Linked DNA regions of Homo sapiens: region 2 is linked to region 1. The links are chromatin contacts, found by Hi-C or POLR2A ChIA-PET in ENCODE. All regions are on one chromosome and are shown on one strand. Each heading gives the region's core, a stretch centred on a gene start or an enhancer-like site at or near the end of the contact. The rest is flanking DNA. Distances are from core to core; before and after follow the strand shown. Region 1 overlaps CUX1 (cut like homeobox 1). Region 2 overlaps CUX1 (cut like homeobox 1).

The links. A loop is a pair of places that touch in the nucleus more often than their neighbours do. ChIA-PET counts read pairs that join two places held with the same protein, here RNA polymerase II (POLR2A). Pooled maps may share reads with other maps.
Region 2: POLR2A ChIA-PET joins it to region 1 with 10 read pairs in WTC11. The contact joins two enhancer-like sites. A Hi-C loop is called at or near these places in 1 of 50 pooled maps. POLR2A ChIA-PET finds 5 or more read pairs at or near these places in 4 of 52 experiments (HEK293, OCI-LY7, PC-9 and 1 more).

What each region holds. Positions count from the first base shown.
Region 1 is chr7:101,895,948-101,902,064 of GRCh38, reverse strand. All of the region lies in intron 1 of CUX1 (cut like homeobox 1), which reads right to left. Among named protein-coding and RNA genes, the nearest start is that of CUX1, 81 kb to the right of the region's middle. RefSeq lists enhancers at 1,225-1,724, 5,252-5,752, 5,753-6,117. Within about 2 kb of position 3,669, at least 4 of the 41 ENCODE cell types and tissues checked have a DNase peak (open chromatin) inside an H3K27ac peak, as active enhancers do.
Region 2 is chr7:102,172,635-102,178,751 of GRCh38, reverse strand. It overlaps CUX1 (cut like homeobox 1), which reads right to left. Exons shown (of 24, transcript NM_181552.4): 11 at 95-283. Among named protein-coding and RNA genes, the nearest start is that of SH2B2, 110 kb to the left of the region's middle. RefSeq lists an enhancer at 1-195. Within about 2 kb of position 3,236, at least 4 of the 41 ENCODE cell types and tissues checked have a DNase peak (open chromatin) inside an H3K27ac peak, as active enhancers do.

The DNA of each region.
Region 1 (6,117 bases), core at 2,420-4,919:
GGAAACCGTTGTGGCTGAGTCTCAAAATAGTCCTGCCACTGCCAAAAGGAATAGCTCTGATCTCATCTGCGCTGGTAAAAATGTTTTCCTCCTAAAGTATTTGTTTCAGAAATAAGCCTTTAATTTGAATGCTTTCAGAGCCAACATTTCTGTCTGCTGAAAATATTTATTTCTATTGTTTGGCAGGAATCAATTTGTTAGGGCACCAGCCATTCTGGCAAGGGCTCCCTTCCCCTTCGCGAGGAGAACACTGGCAGGGAAGCCACCCGCGGGCCTGTGGCTCACTCCCTGTTGGGGTTTCTCAGCCACTAACATCTGCCCGGGCAGACACGGGCTGCTGGGGAACAAAACAAACCACCTAGTGTGTGTGTGCCCGGGACATATACGCTTTGGGGGGTCCCTGGGAACGTACAGCTGGGCCTGGTGGGCCACTGGCTGCTTATAACTTGCAGAATTAAAATAGATTTTGTGGCCAGGCACAGTGGCTCACACCTGTAACCCCCGCACTTTGGGAGGCCGAGGCAGGTGGATCACCTGAGGTCAGGAGTTCGAGACCAGCCTGGCCAACATGGCAAAACCCTGTCTCTATTAAAAATACAAAAAAATAGCCGGGCGTGGTGGTGCAAGTCTGTAATCCCAGTTACTCGGGAGGCTGAGGCAGGAGAATCGCTAGAACCCTAGGGGCGGAGGTTGCAGTGAACCAAGTTCACACCACTGCACTCTAACCTGGGCGACAAAGCAAGACTCCGTCTCAAAAACAAATAAAAACAGATTTTGCTTAATTATTTTGCAAGTAGAAGAAGGCTGGTGACCCAATATTGGGTGATTTTTTGTATAGCCCTGTTTCTTCCAGAGCTGGGCCCGCCCTACCCAGGGGCATTACTGGGCCCTAGGAAGCAGTAGGGGCATTTGGGGTAGACCAGGTTCCATCCTGGATTCAGCAGCTTCTTGTTATGGGAACTTGAGCAAGTCACCAAGACTTCCTGAGCATCGATTTTCCCATTGGTAAAATATACCACCTACCTCACCTCCCAGGGTCGTTGGAAAACTATGTGATATATAAACAGAACAAGACATACTCTTCTAAGTTAAAAAAAAGTTCCAGAGAGATAGTAGTTATCATTGTTAGATTCTTCAGTGATTAAGTATCCTGCAACTTACACACATTAGCTCCTTTTCCCATATGCTCTGGGGTTCGGATGGGAGGTGGTGCCTAAGAGAAGGATCCTGCAAGTTAAAAGCTATCACAGTTATAGGTGAAGTGCTAATAACTTCATTTTGAAACTGTCAGGTTTGGCTTTTTTTTTTCTTCTTCTGAATCACAGCTGTGGCTTGCACTAGACCTCTACCTGTGGCTGTGTTCCCTTCTCACATTTTAATTAGCAAATAAAAACTCCAGAAAGCTCTCAAAATGTTTCTGCCTGGATTTTACAAGGAAAAGTTAAAAGATGCCAACTGGCTCCTGGGAAAAAACCAAACTAGTAAGAGGCATCTATCAACAAGGCAGAGCAAGTTCATCCGGAGAGCTTATGCCAGGCCAAGAAATACCATCTCGGAGCCAGCTTTGATTTTATTTTTGCAGTTAATTTTCAAGATTTTCGGTGCCGCATTCAGCGAGTGAGGTTTACAACATCCTGCCATTGGCTGAGAGCTGCTGCCAGCCAGATGGCCCCGCAGAACGACACTCGTATGGCAGAGAGAGCGGGCGTCGCAAGTGATTCCTTCGCTGCCTCCTGGCACCGGTACCGCTGGCTGCCACCAGGAAACCTGGGTTCTGGGCACCAACAGGTTACACTACATGACAGCTCCTGGTGCCAAGAGCGGAGATGCGATTTTAAAGGGGCCGCGTCAATCCTCAGTGAGTTTCACTTCTAGCTCTGCTGGACATGAGGGACACCGGCAGAGGGAAGAGGCTGCTTCATGGGCTGCCCAGAAGTGCTGCTAGTCTCCCCATTCTGGGCGCTGGAACAGTGACTCCAGCTGTCAGCATCACCCCATCCTGTCCAGGGCGCTTTCTACAAGATAGCTGAGGGGCTCTTTAACTTAGACTCTGTAAAGCTAGCTAAAGAGCTATTGCTAACCACCTAAACTCGCACTAAATGAAGATACACAATTAAGAAGCACAATTACAGCTCCTGCCGCTATGTGATGGGGTTCTGGCATGAATTCCCATCCAGTGCCCTCGGCTGGGGCAGCTCCCCACACTCTCCAAGTTCACACCATGCTCGATGGCCCCCTCTTCATCCTAGGTCTCTGTGCCAGGCCCCTGGAGGTAGGAAATTCATGCCAATTACCAAGCTTTCCTGATCCCCCTGTGACTCCTCCAAGTTCAAGTTCTCATCACCGGTTTTTCTCGAACTCTAGACGTGAGTTCTTATGTACACAGACATCAGGACTTTTTCTCTATCAAACTCAGCAAAATGACACCACCTGTTTTGGCCCAGGAAGGACATCTCTCTATACCTGATGTTCTCTGTATGCTGGGCCTCCTGTGACTTCTTTATTTTTTTATTTTTTTGAGACAGAATCACTCAGACTGGAGTGCAGTGGCACAATCCAATCTTGACTCACTGCAACCTCTGCCTCCTGGGTTCAAGAGATTCTCCTGTCTCAGCCTCCCGAGTAGCTGGGATCACAAGAGTGCACCACCACACCTGGCTAATTTTTTTTGTATTTTTAGTAGAGACCGGGTTTTGCCATGTTGACCAGGCTGGTCTCGAACTCCTGACCTCAAGTGATCCACCTGCTTTGGCCTCCCAAAGTGCTGGGATTACAGGCGTGAGCCACTGCGCCCAGCCTCCTGTGATTTCTTGAGGACCAACTGGCAGGGAGGGGATTGTGATCTGGTTTGAAGGGCAAAAGGCCGCTCAGTAATGTGGGATCTATAAGGACCCACTCCACCCCATCACCATCTTATCACTACCACCCAGGGTCTGGACCCCAGAACACTGCCCATGCAGCAACAGGAAGCAACTTGGACCAGGCAGCCTTGGTGATGCTCTCCAGCCACTTCTCTGCCCACGAGGTTCCATCACAGATAAGAAGCCACAGGCAGCCATGCACAAATAGCCGCCAGTGGACGGGGCTCTGGGATGCTGCACCTATGTGCACCAACGCCTTCCACGCCACTCAGTATGTTATTCTTCCAAGCTAGTGTAACTATAAAGGAAATTAGCCGGGTGCGGTGGCTTATGCTTTGTAATCCCAGCACTGTGGGGGGCCGAAGCAGGCAGATCACCTGTGGTCAGGAGTTCGAGACTGGCCTGGCCAACATGGCAAAACCCTGTCTCTACTAAAAATATAAATATTAGCCAGGTGTGGTGGTGCGTGCCTGTAATCCCAGCTACTCAGGAGGCTGACGCAGGAGAATCACTTGAACCCGGGAGGCGGAGGTTGCAGTGAGCCAAGGTCGCGCCGCTGCACTCCAGCCCAGGCCACAGGGCAAGACTCTGTCTCAAAAAAAAAAAAAAAAAAAAAAAGACACAGAAATGGAAAGAAACAAGAATAGTCTCTGAAGGAATCCTGAAGCAGCTTCAGTGAATAAAGTACATACAGGAAGCCGCCCCAAGAAGAGAAAATAGGATAAACTAAGAGGGAATTACGAGCCTGGCACTGAATGGCATTGGAGACTTCCCCGTCCCGGCGGCTGCCAGTTCTTCTCCTCGTCCCCACTGCTTTAAACACGGGGAGCCCAGAGCCAGTGAGCTGCTGACCTGTCAGATCTGACTTCTGGAATAAAAATGAAAAGGCCGAGTGGCAGCCGTAACATGGAATTTCCTTGTTTTTATTAGTTTAAGGCTCTTAAAGAGTGACTTTTACATTGGGGAAAACTTCTCAAATATGTACTACTTGAGACTTAGATCCAGTTACCTCTCACATGTTTTCAATCATTCTGCTTGCCAATTTTACTAGATATCAAAAGACATTTGCGGTTTAAAGCAGGGGAATGGGTCCCCCCCAACCATTCCCCACTCCAAGTACATCTGCGCTCCCTGCGGTGACTCTTCCCCCTAGATCCCTGACCCCTCGGGGCTGCCAAAAAGGCCCACCGGGGTACCGGGGGTGCTACTGGATCCACGCAGGCAAGCTGGGTGGGGGTAGGAGGGTGGTTTATTTCAAGCACTGGTACTGCAGGGGAAGAATTTTTTGGTTTTGGTTTTTAGACAAAAACTATTGATAAAATCCAGCTTTTTACATGACTTGCCACTCACATCAAGTCCAAGGAACAGAGGTTCCTCTTGAAACACACACACCAATAAGCAAAACCCTAAGACTACCACACTGGAAAAAAAATGGTTATTCAGTCATCCATCCCAAGAGCTGAAACTATAAAGATTTGGGGATGATAATATCAGACTGGTCACGCTATAGTCTGGGGTTCATTTAACATTGAAGCTGGGTGTGAAAACAGTAAACTGTTGCCCATGACCTGCGCTGTGATACTTACATCAGCAGAAATAATTATGAAAGTCTAACCAATTGTGTTGTTAGATATCTTCTAACTAAGCACAGAACCTCTACTTTTTTCTTTTCTTTATTTTATTATTATTATTTTTTTTTTTTAAGAGACAACATCTCGCCCTTCACTCAGGCTGGAGTACAGTGGCACGATCATAGCTCACTGCGGGCTTGAACTCCTGGGCTCAAGCAATCCTTCCACCTCAGCCTTTCAAGTAGCTGACACGACAGGTGCATGCCACCATGCCCAGCTACTTTTTAAAAATTTCTGTAGAAATGAGGCCTCGATATGTTGCCCAGGCTTCACTTGCTGTATTAACCAAACACACCCAGGGGTGGCTGAGCCTTCGAGGATGTCAAGCCACAAGATGTCTAATAGCAAATGACGTAAAACTCTGCGCTGTCATCCAGGGACAGAGATGGGAAGAGAGAGTTTGAAACCTCATTAAAAACAAAATGAAACACACTTCCTGCTTCGCAGATGCGTCCTAAATAGTTTGCTTGATATAAATTCAGAGGAAGGCCTAATAAGAGGGAGTAAATGGGTGCTGGCTGAAAGGAGGCTGCCCTTCAAGACAGTTGTGTGTGCGTGACTTTTCTGCACATCAGATAGGCTCAGGGGGGCCACTGCTGAGCCAGGCTTGTATCTTACTCTTCATAGGGACTGACTGCTTGCCTTATACAAAAAGGATAATACTGACTGCTCGTAAGAACTTACTGGGAGTGCGTCTCTAAATTTCTGGTACAAACGTGCACTTTCCCTATGAATACTCAAAGGCAAACAAATCCTCTAAGATGAAAAACTTCATATTTAGTTTGTTAGGGACAGACAGGCTCCACATTTCAGCACAAACATTTATTTTTAATCAAGCTAATTTTTTATTTTTCCCATTTAAGACCTGTTAATTCCATGACTGAGAATTCATCAAGTTTCAGACTGGAATTAATTTTAGCAACTGCTTTATACCAAAAATATTAGTGACGGTAGCTGTGTAACTGGCTTTGCTTCACAGTCTGTCATGGGAAAGTCTGAGCATTTGTGTTCCTTCCAGAGTCTAGTTGGAGCTGACAAAGGCGAGTTCTAAAGTGAGTTCACCATTTTCCCCTGAGGAGCAGAGCTGTCAGAAGCAATACCAGCAATCTGTTCACTGGTCTACTTTACACAAAGCTGACTGTGGCGTTCCTGTGTATACCTTCATACACCCCTTCATTCACCCATTCACGTTTCTGCAAACGCACACCGATTCGACGCTTACTGTGCATGTCCCCACGGTGCCTGCTGTTGCTCTGTTCCCACACCTGCTTCCTGGCCTACCTGCTGCACCTGGGGCAAGGCTGCCCACGACCTGCAAGAGCTGGAGGTCGGAAGACTGCTGGCTGTGGTCTGCTCTTTTCATTTTAATTTTATGGGTGAGCCAGGCATGGTGGCTCACACCTGTAATCCCAGCACTTTGGGAGGCTGAGGTGGGCGGATTGCTTCAGGAGTTTGAGAACAGCCTGGGCAACATAAGGAGACCCTGTCTCTTCGAAAAAATAATAAATAAATAAATAAATACGCCAAGTGCAGTGGTGCATGCCTATAGTCCCAGCTACTTGGGAGTCTGGGGAGGTTGAGGCCGCAATTAGCCGTGATTGTGCCGCTGCACTCCAGCCTGCATG
Region 2 (6,117 bases), core at 1,987-4,486, 280 kb before region 1:
CAAGTCCAGAAAGGCAGAGGGTGTGTGTGTGCGCGTGTGTCCAGCCATCCGCCCTGCCTCCTCGGGCCACCCCCGGGCCCCGCAGCCCCCTTACTTTGAGTGTGCTGTTTTTGGCGCTCAGCTGCTGCTCAAGCTGTGAGATCTGGCTGGCCGAATTCTCCCGCAGCTTGGTGAGGCTGGCCTGGAGTCTCTGCACGTCCTCCACCAGCTGTGCGATCTCCCGCTCCTTGGCGGCCAACTCAACTTCTAGGCTGGAGCGGGTCAGCACCTCTATGGCCTGCTCCTGGGGAGGAGAAAAGAGATGACAAAACTGCGCTGGCCTTGAGGCGGGTGCTCGAGGCTACCTGTGCTGGCAACTGAGACAGAAGCTGCACAGATGTCAGTGTGTGGATGGTGATGGCAGGATGTCACTTCTTGCCCTTGCTTGCACTTCCCCTATGCAACCTTCCTCCCCCTGTGGTTAGCTGCCACCTCGATTCATTCACTGGACAAATATGTACTGAGTGCCTACCATGTACCAACCATATAGCAGTGAATCAAAGAAAGTCCAGGCTGGGTGCAATGGCTCACGCCTGTAATCCCAGCACTTTGGGAGGCCAAGGTGGGTGGATGACCTTAGGTCAGGAGGTCATGACCAGCCTGGCCAACATGGTGAAACCCCGTCTCTACTAAAAATACAAAAATTAGCTGGGCTAATTATAGGCACGTGGTGGTGACCTGTAATCCCAGCTACTCGGGAGGCTGAGGAGGAGAATCACTTGAACTCGGGAGAAGAAGGTTGCGCTGAGCTGAGATTGTACCACTGCACTTCAGCCTGGGCAAAGGAATGAGACTCTGTCTCAAAAAAACAAAAAAAAACAGGAGAAAAGTCCCTGTCTTCCCAGGGCTTACAGCCCAGCAGGGATGCGGCAGGATGAGTGAGATGCAGAAAATACACTTATTAGTAATGAAAAGTGTGCGGGGTGACCACTGTCAAAGGAGACTTAAAACAGAGGCCAGAGTCAGAGCTGAGAGGCAGGGGGTTTAGTAAGATGGCCAGGAAAAGACTCACTGAGATGGTGATGTGTGAGCAGAGACCTGGAGGAGGAGGAGGTGGGGAGGGGCTGCTGAGCGTTGGGGAAGAGGGAAGAGTGCTCCAGGCAGGGGAACAGCAGAGTGGGTGGCTCAGAGGAGGAAGCCTCCCTCCAATGCTCCCAAACCACCGAGATTTTCCACCACAAGGTGGGATTCAAGGTCCTTGAGATTCACTGTTAAATTACCCGGAAGCTGAGATATTGTCTGACAAATTGAAAACTCTGTATCAGCATTTTCTTTTTCTTTTCTTTTTTTTTTTTTTTTGAGATAGAGTTTTGGTCTGTCGCCCAGGCTGGAGTGCAGTGGCGCGATCTCGGCTCACTGTAACCTCCGTCTCCTGCGTTCAAGCAATTCTCCTGCCTCAGCCTCCTAAGTAGCTGGGATTACAGGTGGGCACCACCACACTTGGCTCATTTTTGTATTTTTAGTAGAGATGGGGTTTCACTATGTTGGCCAGGCTGGTCTCGAACTCCTGACCTCAAGTGATCCACCCACCTTGGCCTCCCAAAGTGCTGGGATTATAGGCATGAGCCACTGTGCCCGGCCAGTATTTTATTTAATAAAAGAATTAAAAGATGTGGAAAATGTATATTTGGTGTTCCTTTGTTGAAGAACTCTTAGGATAATTGATGTGAAAAAAACCTGGCTACCCACCCCTTAACCTCACTAAATGCTCATTGTGGAAAATACGCAAAATAGAAAAAAGCTAAGGTATTAAAAAAAAAAAAAGGAAAAAGTCAAATCTGTAATTCTACTTCTCAATGACTCAAGTAGTACTTTTTTCAACCTTTAAAAGTAATCACGGGGCCAGGTGCTGTGGCTCACACCTGTAATCCAAGCACTTTGGGAGGCAGAGGTGGGTGGATCACCCGAGCTCAAGAGTTCGAGACCAGCTTGGGCCACATGGCGAAAACCCATCTCTACAAAAAAATACAAAAATTAGCAAGGCATTGTGGTGCATGCCTATAGTCCCAGCTACTCAGGAGGCTGGGGCGGGAGGATTGCTTGAGCTTGAGGAGGTTGAGGCTGCAGTGGGCCATGATTGCACCACTGACCTCCAGCCTGGGTGACAGAGCGACTCTGTGTCAAAGCAAAAAAAAAAAAAAAAAAAAAAAAAAAGGAATCCTGGCTCCTGAAAGATTCTGAAATATTTTCTGCAGGGCAGATGCAATTCTGGGCATGACAGACGGGGACAGGGGTGGAGAGGGCAGAGCTGCATGGTGTCTATGACAGCCGAATCCTGGGGGCAGCTCATGCTGTAACACAGAAAGCCACTGTCCTTGCCGCTGTCCCCCCTCTGAAGTGCTCAGTTTCACGTCCTGATCTTGCTTGTATTGTGGGGAAAGGGTGGCACCGTGGCCCCAGCTGGCAGGTACAGCTGGGCCATCCCATGCACCGTGTGCTCACCACGGATTTTCAAATTTGGGGACAGGCAGGCATTCACTCAGGGAAATAATGTTTTATATCTCCCTCGGGGAAAATGAGGCCTTTACCATTTAAGTCTGTAAAGTTTTGTGTGCAAAGAGGGTACTCCTTCCTGCTTCTTTGATTTGTATGAGGTTGTAAAAGAGGTGTTTCGGTTCTCCTGACCTCTGACAGCTGTGCGCGTGGCCCTGGGGGGCTGGAGCGAGCATCTCCTGTCGGCTTATTTACCAGGCACAGGCTGTCCAGGCCCGTTCTGTGCAGCGTGAGCTGCAGGGATCGTTGCCAATTTGCAAACTGTTGCTGGTGCACAGTGAGGCAATTACAGAAATCGAGAATAAGTGTTTAGAAACTTTTATAGCGATTCGGCATTTCGGTGACATTTTAAATGTCTTTTATATAAAACGATCAGTCTGCCACAGACTGGAAATTTAAAAAACAAAACAAAACTGTCCATCACAGGGAGTCTGGAAAGCACCGCTCTGAATAATGCCGGGCAGGGCCAACGTCACGAGCCCTCCAGGGTAGGAGGACCAGGACAGTGGCACGTGGGGCTGAGCCACAGGAGGGGGGAATGGGTGGGCCTCGGGAGGGCTGGCGGGACCTTGTCGGAAGGAAAGGGGGCTCCATCTCAGGGTGGGTGCCGGGGAAGGGCGGAGGACATGCAGGCAGGTGCAGAGGCTGGCAGGAGTGTGGGGCAGGGCTGGAGGAGTGACAGCTGCCAGGGGTAGCCAGAGGCGCCTGGACATGTGGTGGCAGCCCTGGGGAGTCCCTGCCAGCTCTGGAGCAAGGAGGGGACATGGCAGAAGTGACATGTAGGGAGGTCAGTCTGGGCACAGGTTGAATCATGCTATATCACGTCTTCATCTTAATCTTCCACCCTGAGGGGTGCTGGCCATAGACACTGATTAAAGGGCTTTTACGAAAAGGGTCAGTAAAACCAGCCAAGGGAATGTGGGTTTTACAAGGCGCAAGTCAAAGTGAATGTATCTGGGACAGGTGCTTCCAGTGACACAGGTCAAAGGTGTGGATTTCAGTGCTGTCCCTGGACCCAGAGTGGGGACCGGGCAGCGGGTGGTCGAGGGCTCAACTCCTGCGCCCGGCTGGGCATGGCCACAAGAGCTCGGCCACACTGGCCAACTCCCAGCAACTCAAGCCACAAACTCCTCCTTCATAAAACAGCAAAAATCATCGCTGTCTCGCACGAACTAAATGAGGTGAAAATGAACCCCAAAGCAGTAAGACCTTGGAAATGACACAGACATGACCATCCTCCCTCTATCTGTTTTTTTTGTTTTTGTTTTTTGAGATGGAGTCTTGCTCTGTCACCCAGGCTGGAGTGCAGTGGTGTCACGTCAGCTCACTGCAACCTCCCCCTCCCAGGTTCAAGCGATTCTCCTGTCTCAGCCTCCTGAGTAGTTGGGATTACAGGCACATGCCACCATGCCTGGCAAAGGCAAATTTTTATAGTTTTAGTAGAGATAGGATTTTGCCATTTTGGCCAGGCTGGTCTCGAACTCCTGACCTTGTGATCCGCCTGCCTTGGCCTCCCAAAGTGCTGGGATTATGGGTGTGAGCCACTGCGCCTGGCCCATCCTTCCTTTATCTGAAACTGTGGCTCACTCCATCTCAACACAGTGGGCACTCCCAGTTGTGCTGTCACAAGGACATAAGGGAGAATGAAGAAAGAAACAGAGAGGGGCTTGGGGAGCGATCCAGGGGGCCTGGATGAGAAGCAGCGGCCTGTCAGTCCATAGGGTGATGGCTGGGAGAGACATGGGCAAAAGCTAGAGAGGAAATCAGAGAGAGGAAGAGGTGGCCTTCAAAGCTTTAGGGAGGCTGGGTGCGGTGGCTCACGCCTGTAATCCCAGCACTTTGGGAGGCTGAGGTGGGCAGATCACCTGAGGTCAGGAGTTTGAGACCAGCCTGACCAACATGGTGAAACTCCATCTCTAGCAAAAATACAAAAACTAGCCAGGTATGGTGGCGCACACCTGTAATCCCAGCTATTCAGAAGGCTGAGACAGGAGAATTGGTTAAACCCAGGAGTGGAGGTTGCAGTGAGCCCAGATTGCGCCACTGCACTCCACCCTGGGTGACAGAGCGGGGCTACATCTCACTAAAAAACAAACAAACAAACAAAACTATGCAAAGCCCAGCATGGCTGCAAACTTGGGCCAGCAGCTCACTCAGTGACCGCTCACCTTCTAGAATCGGAGATTCCACTGGGATACCCAATGGATGGGTTTTGGCCTTTGCTAGATCTACAGACTCCACCGTTTCTCTGCTGCATTCTGCCAGCCAAGCCCAACAGACCATTTTTCCGCTGGCCCAGTTTCCTATGTTTGCTCCCCAACTGGCTGCAGCTGGAACCCACTGGCTATGTGGGAATACACGCCCGCGGGGAGCCCCACGGGGCTGCTCTGGGGAGACTGAACCGGTGCCATGTAAACACGGCACTTAACCGATGATGAAGTGTTTAAGCGCCCCTAGGATCCACAACGGACTCTACCTGCAAAAACATTCATTTCCTTCTGAAATGTTTTGGTTGCTGCAGTCCAGGATAGTGCCAGAATTCTTTTCAACCAAAACACTGAGCTCAGGGGCCCCGTGTAGACACATCAGAATGGACGACTTCCTTTGCAGAATGAAGCAGGACCCCAGGGGCCAGGGGAAGCCGCTGACCCTGTCCTGAAGGCTGCCTCCCACCCTAGCCATGGTGCTGGATCCAGTTTGTCTAAACTTAGAGGAAGGAACTGTAACAGAGCCAAGGGGACATTCAGTTAAAATTAAGTTCCAGAGTCCATGAAGTATGAAGGACGTGATGGCCTGCTCAATGCAAATCTTTTCTCTACATCCAGGAACACTTCAATCATATCTTTTTTTGTTTTGTTTTGTTTTGAGATGGAGTCTTGCTGTCGCCCAGGCTGGAATGCAATGGCACGATCTCACTGCACAACCTCTGTCTCCCAGGTTCAAGCGATTCTCCTACCTCAGCCTCCTGAGTAGCTGGGATTATAGGCGCCCACCATCACACCCAGCTAATTCTTCTATTTTTAGTAGAGACAGGTTCTCGCCATATTGGCCAGGCTGGTCTCAAACTCCTGATCTCAGGTGATCTGCCCGCCTCGGCCCCCCAAAGTGCTAGGATTACAGGTGTGTGCCACCACACCCAGTCTCATATTTACTTTTTTGGAGACAGGGTTTCTCTCTGTTGCCCAGGTTGGAGCACAGTGGCACAATCATAACTCACTGCAGCCTCTGCCTCTTGGGTTCAAGCAATTCTCCTGCCTCGGCCTCCTGAGTAGCTGGGACTACAGGCACATACCACCATGCCCAGCTAATTTTAAAATTTTTGTAGAGATGGGGTTTCGATATTTTGCCCTGGCCGGTCTCAAACTCCTGGCCTCAAGTGATCCTCCTGCTTCAGCTTCCCAAAGGGCTGGGATTACAGGTGTGAGCCACTGCGCCCAGCAACAAATGTTTTAATTAATGTTAATTTTAAAAAGAAGGCTAAAATCTTTTCTTAGAAGGGAGTCTTAATACCTTGATCTAGATTCATTCCTGGGGAATAATTTAAAAGCCACAGTCTGGGGTGCCAGAACGCCCAATTCAGGTCTT